Linked DNA regions of Homo sapiens: region 1 is linked to region 2. The links are chromatin contacts, found by Hi-C in ENCODE. All regions are on one chromosome and are shown on one strand. The core of a region is the stretch at or near the end of the contact, and the rest is flanking DNA. Distances in the headings are between cores, read along the strand shown. Region 1 overlaps ABHD18 (abhydrolase domain containing 18). Region 2 holds the start of HSPA4L (heat shock protein family A (Hsp70) member 4 like).

Evidence for each region. Hi-C counts contacts between places; a loop is a spot of excess contacts on that map. Pooled maps may share reads with other maps.
Region 1: a pooled map shows a loop between it and region 2 (8-fold over the local background). The contact joins the enhancer-like site here to the promoter of HSPA4L in region 2. A Hi-C loop is called at or near these places in 8 of 37 single-sample maps with no recorded cell type and 11 of 50 pooled maps.

Annotation. Positions count from the first base shown.
Region 1 is chr4:127,994,734-128,001,276 of GRCh38, reverse strand. All of the region lies in intron 4 of ABHD18 (abhydrolase domain containing 18), which reads right to left. Among named protein-coding and RNA genes, the nearest start is that of ABHD18, 33 kb to the right of the region's middle. RefSeq lists a silencer at 3,663-3,712. Within about 2 kb of position 3,641, at least 2 of the 41 ENCODE cell types and tissues checked have a DNase peak (open chromatin) inside an H3K27ac peak, as active enhancers do.
Region 2 is chr4:127,779,631-127,786,062 of GRCh38, reverse strand. HSPA4L (heat shock protein family A (Hsp70) member 4 like) reads right to left here and starts at 3,741. Exons shown (of 19, transcript NM_014278.4): 1 at 3,406-3,741. The coding sequence starts at 3,512. RefSeq lists enhancers at 1,340-1,579, 2,991-3,070, 2,679-3,671, 3,571-3,720 and silencers at 3,861-3,930, 4,211-4,380.

The DNA of each region.
Region 1 (6,543 bases), core at 2,392-4,891, 220 kb before region 2:
ACAAACCCACAGCCAACACCATACTGAATGGGCAAAAGCTAGAAGCATTCCCCTTGAGAACTGGAACAAAACAAGGATGCCCATTCTCACTACTACTATTCAACACAGTATTGGAAATCCTAACCAGAACAATCAGGCAACAGAAAGAAATAAAAGGCATCCAAATAGAAACAGAGGAAGTCAACCATCTCTCTTTGCAGACAATATAATATTATACCTCAAAAACCCCACAGACTCTGCCAGAAGCCTCCTAGAACTAATAAATAACTTCAGCAAAGTTTCAAGATAGAAAATTAATGTATAAAACTCAGTAACATTTCTATACACCAATAACATCCAAGCTGAGAGCCAAATCAAGAACACAATCTCATTTATAATAGCCACACAACCACACACACAGAAACCTAGGAATACAGCTTACCAAGGAGGTAAAAGATTTCTACAATGAGAATTACAAAACACTGCTGAAAGAAATCAGAGATGACATAAACAAATGGAAAAACATTCCATGCTCATGTATAGGAAGAATCAATATTGTTAAAATGGCTGTACTGTCCAAAGTAATTCACAGATTCCATGCTATTCCTATAAAACTACCAAAACCATTTTTGACAGAATTAGAAAAATTATTCTAAAATTCATATACGGAACCAAAAAAGAGCATGAATCACCAAAGCAATCTTAAGCAAAAAAAGCAAAGCTGGAAGCATCACATTACCCAACTTCAAAATATACCACAAGGCTATAGTAACCAAAACAGCACGGTACTGGTATGCTGGTATAAAAACAGACACATAGACCAATGGAATAGCATAGAGAATGCAGAAATAAAGCCACACACCTATAACCACCTGATCTTTGGCAAAGTCAACAATAACAGACAAAAGAAAAAGGACTCCCTATTCAATAAATGGTGTTAGGATAGATGGCTAGCCATATGCAGAAGATTGAAATTGGACCCATTCCTTTCACCATAAACAAAAATTAACTCAAGATGGATTAAAGGCTTTAATGTAATACCTAAAACAATAAAAACCCCAGAAGAAAAACCTAGGAAATTCTGGGTTCAGCCTTGGTGATATGGTTTAGCTGTGTCCCCACCCAAATCTCATCTTGAATTCCCACGTGTTTTGGGAGGGACCTGGTGGGAGGTAGTTGAATCATGGGGGCAGGTCTTTCCCATGTTGTTCGTGTGATAGTGAATAAGTCTCATGAGATCTGATGGTTTTAAAAAGGGGAGTTTCCCTGCACAGGCTCTCTTCTCTTGTTTGTCACCATATGAGATGTGCCTTTCACCTTCCGCCATGATTGTGGGGCCTTCCCAGCCACGTGGACTGTTAAGTCCATTAAACCTCTTTCTTTTGTTTGCCCAGTATTGGGTATGTCTTTATCAGCAGCGTGCAAACTAATACACTTGGCAAAGAATTTATAAGTAAGTCCCCAGAAACAACTGCAACATAAAGAAAAGAGACAAGTGGGACCTAATTAAACTAAAGAGCTTCTGCACAGAAAAAAAACAAAGTATCAACAGGTTGAGACAACCTACAGAATGTGAGAAAAATATTCACAAACTTGCGTTCAATAAAGGTCTAATATCCGGAATCTATAATAAACTTAAACAATTTAACAAAAACCAAATAACCTCACTAAAAAACAGGAAAAAGATACAAATAGGCAGCCTTCAAAAGAATAATAATCCCATCACCCAGGTCATGAGCATAGTACCTGATAGGTAGCCTTCCTAAAGATTCCTCCAGAATCTGTATTATTTGCACTCATTTTATAATGACCATGTATTATTTTGTAATTTTAAAACAATCTAAATGAGTGCTTTAGCTAATATGTTGTCATTGTTTTGTTTTTAAATAGAGTAAAAAATCCTGTTTTTTTCCACATCAGCAACTCACCTTCACCTAGGAGCCTCTTTCATTTTAAGCTATGGTAAGAACTAAGCCACCAGAAGGCTACTTTCTTACTTTTTATTTCTATTTTTGAGATGCAGTCTCACTCTGTCGCCCAGGCTGGAGTGCAGTGGCACGATCTCTGCTCACTGCAACCTCCACCTCCCAGGTTCAAGTGATTCTCCTGTCTCAGCCCCCTTAGTAGCTGGGATTCCAGACGTGCACCACCAAGCCCAGCTAATTTTTGTATTTTTAGTAGAAATGTGGTTTCACCATGTTGGCCAGGCTCATGTTTTTTAAAAATATATATATATTTTATATATTTAAATGAAAGTCTGCGTATAATAATGAACTCCTTCATCTTGAGTAATCAAGAAATCAATGAACAACTATATCGCTTCCATAGCTGCATAACTGCTTTGCTTTGGATTCTAGACTCTAAAAGCCCAATATTTCATCCCAATAATCATTCAAAAGATGTTTAAAGTTCCTAAGTACGTAAAGTACCATAGTGGCAGAGTTAAAGACAAGCTACAGACTTAGACAATTCATATAATTTAAAATGTAACATTTATAAGTTACTAGAATAAACTGTTTTGCTTTTATCTTATTTAGTTCTTTGCCTTTTGGTGGGGGCTACATTTAATAATGGCATTTGCAGAGAGAGGGGAGTGGAGAAAAACCAGAAAGACCTGAAGAATTAGAGCTGGATGCAATGGCGCACACCTATAGTCCCAGCTACTTGGGAGGCTGATGGGTAGAATCACTTCAGTCCAGGAGTTTGAGACCAGCTTGGCCAACAGTGAGATCCAGTCTCTTAAAAAAAAAAAAAAAGTCAGCCGGGAGCAGTGGCTCACGCCCGTAATCCCAGCACTTTGGGAGGCCGAGGCAGGCGGATCACGAGGTCAGGAGATCGAGACCATCCTGGCTAACATGGTGAAACCCTGTCTCTATTAAAAATACAAAAAATTAGCAGGGTGTGGTGGCGGGAACAGGAGGCTGAGGCAGGAGAATGCAGTAAGCCGAGATCGTGCCAGTGCACTCCAGCCTCGGCGACAGAGCAAGACTCCATCTCAAAAAAAAAAAAAAAAAAAGAAACGTCTTGAAAAATTTACAAAGGATAAGACAAATGAGACCATGTCAAAGAAAGAGAGAGAGAGAAAAGAGGAAGTGAGATAAAGAAGTGAAGCTGGGCATGGTGGCTCATGCCTATAATCCCAGCACTGTGGGAGGCTGAGGCAGGAGGATCCCTTGAGCCCAGGAATTCAAGACCAGCCTGGGCAACATAGAGACCTTGTTCTCTACAAATAAAAAAAATATTAGTTGGTTGTGGTGGTGCATGCCTGTAGTCCCAGCTACTCAGGAGGCTGAGGTTGGAGGGTCACCCAAGCCTAGGAGTTCAAGACTGCAGTGAGCTGTGATTGCGCTACTGCACTCCAGCCTGAGCAATAGAGCAAGAATCTGTCAAAAAACAAAAAACAAACAAACAAAAAAAAACGAGGAGGAGGAGAGGAAAAAGGTGAAGGAGGAGAAGGAGGAGATGAAGAAAGAAGAAGAAGGAAGAATAAAGAAGGAAGAAGTGGAACAGAAAGTAAGGAGGGAGGAAGATGAGAGCTAGTAAGAAATGACTAAGTTTTTCTCTGAGCCAACAGCTGCTATGGTTACACATCTTTAATCACATAGTTGCCTACTGCCGCCAGGTGGTACACTGCTTTTCTTAATCACTTGTTGCCTTTGACAAGGCTGAAAGCAGTACTCTACAAGTTTCAAACTACACATTCCAAAAGGCAAATACATAGCTTTTTGAGTCTAGAAGAGAGGCAGACTGAAGAGGGCTGAGATTCAAGGAAACTCTAATTTAAGTCATATGAAATCAGTATTCCTTCTACCCCACCCTCAAAGAACTCCTTGTACTGATTCTGCCTAGTCTTTTGTTGTTGTTACTTTTTTTCCTTTTTAAAATAAAAATATCCTTTTGACTGCCTAGTCTTTTGAAATGTAAGTCTTTAACACTCTTTCATCATATTTCCTGATCTCCAGAGAGTACAGTAAGATTGTGTATGTACATCTGTATTAGATGCAAATCAATTAGAAAGTGTGTTACGGGAAGTCAGGGACCCTGAATGGAGGGACCGGCTGGAGCCAAGGCGAAGAACATAAATTGTGAAGATTTCATGGACATTTATCAGTTCCCAAAATTAATACTTTTATAATTTCTTACACCTGCCTTTACTGCAATCTCTGAACATAAATTGTGAATATTTCATGGACGTTTATCACTTCTCCAATCAATACTCTTATAATTTCTTATGCCTGTCTTTACTTTAATCTCTTAATCACGTTATCTTCGTAAGCTGAGAATGTATGTCACCTCAGGACCACTGTTGTACAAATGGATTGTAAAATGTGTGTTTGCACAATATGAAATCAGTGCACCCTGAAAAAGAACAGAACAACAGCGATTTTCAGGGAACAAGGGAAGATAACCATAAGGTCTGACTGCCTGCAGGGTCGGGCAGAATAGAGCCATATTTCTCCTCTTGCAGAAAGCGAGTAGGAGAAATATCGCTGAATTCTTTTCCCAGGAAGGAATAACCCTGGGGAAGGAATACATTCCTGGGGGTAGGTCTACAGACAGCTGCTCTGGGAGTGTCTGTCTTATGCAGTTGAGATAAGGACTGAAATATGCCCTGGTGTCCTGCAGTACCCTCAGGTTTACTAGGATTGGGAAATTCCAGCCTGGTAAATTCTAGTCAGACCATTCTCTGCTCTCGAACCCTGTTTCCTGTTAAGATGTTTATCAAGACAATGCATGTACAGCGGGACATAGACCCTCATCAGTAATTCTAATTTTGCCTTTGCCTGTGATCTTTACTGCCCTTTGAAGCATGTGATCCTTGTGACCTACTCCCTGTTCGTACACCCCCTCCCCTTTTTAAAATCCCTAATAAAAACTTGCTGATTTTGCGGCTCGGGGTCGCCATCATGGTCCTACCAATATGTGATGACACCCCTGGAGGCCCAGCTGTAAAATTTCTCTGTTTGTACTCTTTCTCTTTATTTCTCAGACCAGCTGACACTTAGGGAAAATAGAATGTATGTTGAAATATTGGGGGCTGGTTCCCCCGATAAAAGTGAAAAGGTGAGTGAATACTATGTATCTGAACAGTTAAATTTTGGCTCTGCTCAGGTCATATCACATTAGTTTTATAAAAGATTTTAGCTAAATACTGGTTTTCCAGCACATGTAAATGAATATGTAGCTGTCTACTCCTTTTCCTCTACTCATCCACACTCCTTTCAACTTTAATTTCTTTATTCCTGCCTGTATCTTTCCAGCAAGCCCTAATTCAGAAGTGGGAAGCCGTTAAGTACCATACAGTTAAATAAATTGCCCAAGGGCAGGGAGCTGAGTGGCTGAGTCATGGCCCATGGCTCTTCCTTATGTTAGACACAGGGAATTACCAGTACCTACAAAGAATTTTTTATAGCCAAGGAAAATTTTTATACAATTTTTTTTCCTTTTTAGAATGAGTAGAGAACTACTGAATGCCATTTATGCCATTTAAAGACAGTAAGAATGATTTTTAAAATATTGGCAAAAACTATTGTTGTAATCATTAGAAAAAAGCAGAGTATAATATTAAAGTATTATTTTCCCTGCTTATAATATTGAATTTACTTAGTTACATACTTATATTTAAAATCACACATAAATATATTTAATTTACTGCTGTTAAAACCATCAAAATAAAGTAGCAGTGAAAATTAAAGTATTATTTTTCCTGCTTATGTTTATTTTGATATATATTTAAAATGTTGTAAAATTTAATTTTAAAGTTTAACATACATATTTAAAATCACGAGTCTATTAATTTAGAAATATTGATCTTTCTACTCTCTAATAAACCACTATTCTTTTAAAAATAAAAACTAGATCAGTAGTAAGCATGAAATCAGAACAGGAATTATCTACATTTTGTTATTTTAAGTAATATCTTATTTCTTTGGTTCAATTTGGAATATGGCATAAAAGTAATGCCTGAAGTAATGCTGAAAAGGATAGCTGTTTTTGTTACACATACACACACAGATATATACCTACACATACACACATATTTCTATAAATGGAATAAAATATCATGAAAGCCTGGAGCAGTTTATTTGCAAGTATGCATAATTTAAAATGAGTGCCTGGCCGGGCCAAGTGGCTCACGCCTGTAATCCCAGCATTTTGGGAGGCTGAGGCAGGTGAATCACTTGAGGTTAGGAGTTTGACACCAGCCTGGACCACATGGTGAAACCCCATCTCTACTAAAAATACAAAAATTAGCCAGGCGTGGTGACATGTGCCTATAATCCCAGCTACTAGGGAGGCTGAGACATGAGAATCTCTTGAACCCAGGAGGCAGAGGTTGCAGTAAGCCAAGATCGCGCCACTGCACTCCAGCCTGGGCAACAGAGTGAGACTCCATCTAAAAAATTTAAAAATGAATAAATACATACATAAAATGAGTGCTTTATCCCTAAATATTTGAGGAACCTAAACCCAATTATGTGAAAAATATTTTTTACCTCTGATGCTGAGAAATGAAAATCATATAGAAGACATATAAACTATCCTCAAAGGAATATTAATATT
Region 2 (6,432 bases), core at 2,492-4,991:
TTCTTGGCTATCATTTTTTTCCCCATGTGTGAAACTAATCACCTTGGTATACTTAAGCCTGGGATGGAAATTCTAATTGTTTTAAGTAACAATGCAGACATGTACCAGGCCTTTAAAAATGTGGACACTCAGTAATTCTACTTCTAGGAATTTACTTGAAGGATCAAAAATTTAGTTACAAAGATAGTTATTGCAACACTGTTTACAAAGTATCATAAACAACCTGAATTATTAGGCTATGGATTAAATTATCATGATTATACAGACACTACAACTGATAGTATAGAAATATGTATGTTTTACATAGAAAAAGGTTACTAAACATAGGCTGGGTGCAGTGGCTCACACCTGTAATCCCAGCACTTTGGGAGGCCGAGGCGGGTGGATCACCTGAGGTCAGGAGTTCGAGACCAGCCTGGACAACATGGTGAAACCCCGTCTCTACTAAAAATACAAAAATAGCTAGGCGTGGTGGTCGTTGCCTGTAATTCCAGCTACTCGGGAGGCTGAGGCAGGAGAATCGCTTGAACCCAGGAGGCGGAGGTTGCAGTGAGCTGAAAACGCGCCACTGCACTCTAGCCTGGGCAACAAGAGCAAGACTACGTCTTAAAAAAAAAAAGAAAAAAAGAAAAAGGTTACTAAACATAAAGTAAATACTTCCCCTTCCCTTTGAAAACACACACAGAAAACCATCTGGAGGAATTAAATTTTTAATTTCACCTTTTAATGTGCCAGTATTTTTTATAATGAGCACATATTATTATGTAATAATTTTTCAATAAGATGTTCAGGAAAATTATTTTGTCTCTTCAATTTATGCAGGTTAATTTCTCTCTCCCTCTTCAACTTATGCAGGAGATGAGAGGCTAGTATAAACACTCTAACTTTACAGAAGGTGAATCTGAATTAAATAGGTTAAATTAACTTGTCTTTTGTCCCTTAATTATAGGCCAAAACTTGGTTCTTTTTCATTAAACTGTCCTTCTTGGTTTATATGGAATCCTCTCAACCATAAGCAATCAAATATGTTAATGAAAGAAACGTAAAATGTATGAATGCTGAAAACAACTAAATTGAACATTTCTTTCCTCTTTTCATAGGATCATTTTATAATGTATTCACATCTTAGAAAATATGTCACATTACCTTGATGTAAGCAATTGGAATATGAAAAACATTTTATTTGCAAAGCTAACATTTTATTTATGTGTGTTATTAAATACTGTGGTGTATTAGAGAAGTTAAAGGTTATCTAATAGTTACAATGCTTTTTGCATGATCGGTGTTGAATTGATGGATAAATGTCCTGAGGCCCGGAAGGGCTATGTTTTTCCTCAACAATTGGACCCACAAAGTAATACATAGTGTAAGAGCACTACACTACCATGAAGTACTTTTGTTCAGAAACAACAAAAGATACACTTCTGAGGTAAGTGACAGTGCCCAGCCATGGAGAGAAGAGTTGCTGATGCAAGCTAAGTGAGAATATCCTTTCACTTTTTAAGAACTTTCTAGTTTAGATTAGGCTCATTAAATCTAGATATTACTATTGGCTTTCTAGCACACAAATCAGAAATATCACATTACTTCTCAACCACACAGAACCAGCGAATATGCCTAAGTACAATAACAAAGAGACTTTTAGAAGACTCTAGAAGCCCACTTTTTAAAGAACTAAGTCTGGCCGGCCAGGATCTTTAAAGAATCACAGGTTCACTCACTGCTAAAGAGATTTCTCAGCCTGGAAATGCAGATCGATCTTTCTTACTGTTCTGGTTTCTGATCTTTTAGGATATGGCTTTAAGGACTAAAAGAATGTCCACCCTACCTCTCAGTTTTTTCTCTATAGGTTGAGAGTCAATGAAGCCAAAGATTGCTCCCATTTTTAACCCCTACTCTGCTGAAGGTGGAGAGTGGAATTTCCGGTCTGTTTCTGGCGAAAGCCAGTATTTGTTGTGGCTTAATATAAAACCTTGTAGAGACGAATTCATCGACTTCACAGTTACTGTTTCGGCCTCTCACTGTGCATAAAAGCCAGAAAAAGATGTAAAAAGTAGAAGAGTTCAAACATTATTGAGGATTACCTTATCTATGCCCATGTATTGAAAATATAAACGTCCAAAACGTTTAAAATTTCAATAGAAGAAACGTGTACATCTACGAAAAAAGGTATAAAACCTTCTAGAATCTTCTTGGAAAGAAATCAAAGCACAGACTGCTTCAAGTGAGCTACTCTTCAACATCTTTTTGCCATATTTTAAAGCTTTCCATAGAATAGTAAATGAGGCATTTAAAGACCATTGGACACTGACCTTGTTTTAGTATAGTTAAGGTATTATATTTTGGACCATTCAGAACGGTCAAATTAAGATGCCAAATTACCTTTCCATAAAAAGTAATATAGGTTTCATACAGTTGGTTTCCTCATAAAATTACCAGTAACAGCAGCCTATAAGCAGCAACTAGTTTTTCATATTTCAGAATTACTTCATTATATTCCTTGCCAACAAACTTCCCAGGCCAGAGAAACAACGGAACATGTGGAAACATGTTTCCATGACATAACGCCGCTCCTCCTAAGCCTTTCATTAAGCGTTCATAATAGAATCACTCCACAGTCATGTTTATACGGGACAGCTGCCCCCGACTCCGGCAATTCACTCTGCAGAAACACGCTTTTGGTCCGACCCAACCCCGCCGCATTCCAGCAACTGACGTAGTTACCAATGCACAAGGCCAGTGACTCCCATCCCGAGGCTCTCCCTATCAATGCACCATTGACCTGGCCCTGTAAACCGGCTCCATTACCTGCAGTTCTCAAGGGCACTGGGTTTTGTAAAACCCCACATGCCTCACTCCCCGCCCTTAAAAAAAAAAAAAAGGCTTTCGGGGCCAGATGAACCTGCAATTCATCTCTGACGTGTGCAGCCGAAGCTGACTTTTTACTTTTCTGAGAAAAAGCTGTCACCCAGAGGGACGGGGAAAGGAAGGAGGGCAGCTGGCGCGGGGCCGATAATCCCACGTAAACCTCGTTAGAGGCAACCGGAGATCTTTCTCAATATTCCGGACGCCAGGGGCTGTCCCACAGCAACCTCTTCCTCGCAAGCAAAAGAGGCGTTGGGGGACAGCGGCACGAGGCAGGGGACGTGCGTAGGTACAGAAAAGAGAGCTGCGCAAACTAGTGCGGTCCCTCGTCCTTGAAGGAAAAGAAGCTTTGCGGGGCGAGGAAGTCCGACTGCCACCCGGCGGTCTCTAGGGACTGCGGTTGACGGGTTGCACCTGTCATCTCGGGGTTCGGCGCACGTTAGGGGAAAATCCGAGGAAGCGAGCAGACAGGACAAACGTTAAGGACGGGAGAGAAAAACGTTTCTTAGGGTCGAGGTGATGCTCAGCAGAGGCACTTACGGGGTACACCTGTCGCTGTACTCATTGGCGATGGTCTCGATGCCGCCACTTCTCGCGACAGCAATGTAGCAGTTGAGAAAGCCGAGGTCAATGCCAACCACAGACATCCCGCCGCGTGATGGTCGGGCTGCTGGTACTGAACCCTTCGGTACGGGAACCGTGTCCTCTTCTGGGCTATTGCTGCTGGGATTGCGACTCCTACCAGAAGCAAACGAGAGGGGACCCCAAGTCGCTAAGCAGAAAATCTAGGGCAGGGAGTCGGAAACCCGCGGAAGGAGCAGAGGCCGTCAGCGCCGCAGCCTGCACCGCGTCCCGCAGCCTGGGTCTTTCCCTACTGCGGTTCGGCCGCCTCCAACCGGCGGTTACTGGGACCTGCGCCTGCGCGCTCGGCTGCCCGGGAGGCGCGCGAGCCTCCGCTCCGCGCCCGAGCCAGCTCCGGGCCCGGACTTCGGCCGCTTCCGTCAGCACTCGGGCAACGGCTGCCCAAGAAGCTGCGGGTTCGAGAAAGATCTGGAAAATGGAGGCTGCTGAGCTATCCGGGGGCGGGAGAAGCGGGAAGGCGGGGCGGGGAGGATCGGGGAAAGGAGGCTAGGCACATTGGCTTGCTCGCCCTCGCTCGGCAGTAGGACGTCGGGCGGTCGGGCTAGGTGAGAGGCAGGCGACCGGCCGGCCCGGGGCTTTGCGAACGTGTTTTGAGGCACATTTTTGGGTTGTTTTGGCAACCGGAGGCGTGCTTGTCACGGCGGCAGGATGCTGTCCTGGCTGGCGGGCGCCGCCCCCTCACCCCCTGCCCTCAGAAGGGCTCGCCCGCAGGCCTCGCCTCCCCGAGGGGCCCATGTGCAGCCCGGCGCCCTCCCCTTGTGGCTGGAGGCCCGCCGCGCCCGGCTCTGTGAGGTGGCGCGCATTGTCCGACGTCCGCCGCTCCGCCCTGTCCAGCCCCGGGGGAGCTGCCGAGCCCGGGACAGACTCTTGTGCGAAAGCGGGATGAGCACATGTTAGGTTTTTTTCTTTTTTCATCAGCAGGATTTGAAATATCAAAAGTCAAACTTCTGTCAAGAAATAAGATCACACTGACAACTTTCCCTCCACGTACCTTTCCTCACACCTTTCTAAAAGATGCTGGCCCCGCCGCTGACCCTTGTCTCTGGAAACCAGTTTTACAGGAAAGTGACCTTAATTAAGTGTGCCACTCACACCAGCCAAGTCTGTGCTTTAGCCTCCAGCCGCTGCCCTGTGGTCCTCAAAAAAGAGCCCAGTGTGGTCCAGCGCCCTCCCTCTTGGTTTGATCGGCATGTGTTGCCTGTCTGTAATTAACCAAGTTTTATGTTACACTTAAGAAATTTGGCTGTCTTGTTGCTTTTCGTTCACTTTTACGTGTGTGCCCTGTTCCTTCTCTGCCAGTCCTTGGTCTGTTCCCTGTTCCTCCCCGTCCTCTTCATCTAGTCTCTGTTCCTTCTCATCCAATTCTTTGTGTGTTTTCCTGTTCCATTTTGGTATCCATCTTGAAAACAGGCGTGTTTTTTTGTTTGTTTGTTTTGTTTACTAGATTCTTTAGTATTCTGATTATCCCTAGTTGTCCACTTCTTTAAATAACTTAGATTTTTTACTATTAATAATGTTGCTACAGCAGCAGCAGCAGCAAGGGTGGCTATAGTTCCTGCTGCTGTTAGAATGAACGTGAAATCCATTTTCAAGGGCAATACTGAGGCAACTGGATTGTACAGTATTGCTTGGGCTCTGGTCTCTACATTGAAGAAATCAATCAGGCCTCTCTTCCCTTCATGAGCACTCAGGAGACGTGGAGCCCCTGGGTGAAGCTGCGCTCTGAGACACCGCAGAACTCGGCGTCCCAGCGGGCAGCTCGTGAGCAGAACAGGGATTGGGCGTTGCCCTGCGACTGAACCCTGGGCCCTGGTCCTGCTGGGCGCCTGTGACTTCCACCAGTTCTCCTCACACACCTCTTCTGACATCGGCCATCACTATCTAGATTTATTCCAGAATATCCTGAAATTCTCCTAGTACAATTAATTTATCTTAATTCCATTAGTTTATCCATGTTGTCTATACAACTTGAGGGTGTAAGAATGTTTTTTTTTTTTCCTATTAAAAATACCACTTAAAATATCAAAGTAAAAAGGAAGTTGAGGCCAGGAGCAAAGTGGTGTTATCATCACGTTCCTTACAATTACTGGCAGGACGTGAGAGTACCCAGTGGTTAAAACCATGACGGGCTTTGGGGTCACACAGATTTGGGTTGTAGTACCAGGCTTGCCTAACTTACTACCTGTATAACGTTTGGCAAGTTACTTAATGCTCCAAGCCACAGGTTCAGTCTGTTAAAATGAGGACAAATATGCCTACTGGGCTGTTTTTATGATTAAATAATGTAAGCACTGCATCAGTCCCTGGCACCAAACGGTCAATAAATGCTAGCTATGCTTAGCTGCTGAATGATCCTGATTCATGTACATTGGTCATGTATCCAGCAACCTTGCTGTATTCTAAATTCAAGTATTTGCAGAATTTCTTGGATTTTCTGTGTATAGAACAATATGGCCTGGGAAATAATGAATTTCTTCATTTCTATTTCTTCTGTTTCTTATTGTTTTGCCTGGATTATGTTGCTTAAGTGCTCCAGTAAAATTTTGAAAATAAACAGTAGTGGTAAGCATCCTTGTCTTGTCCCTAACATTAAATACCTTTGTGTTTATGATGTAAGAAAGTTAACAAAATTATCTTCTATTCCTACTTTGCTAAGAGATTTTTCTCATAAAATCCACTCACACGCCTGTAAGTGGATACTGAAACTTAACAAATGTTAACCATCATCTAATGACCTGTTTGTTGCCCTTTAATTTGTTAATACAATGAATAACGTTACTAGAGTTTTCTAACATCCTTGTATCCCTGGGATAAACCAGAAAGGCCATGATGGTTCTGATTGTTTTGGCTTGTGATTATTTTATGAAGGATCTTTACATCTATATTCATAAATGAAACTGGCCTTTTTCTTTCTTTACTCTTTTT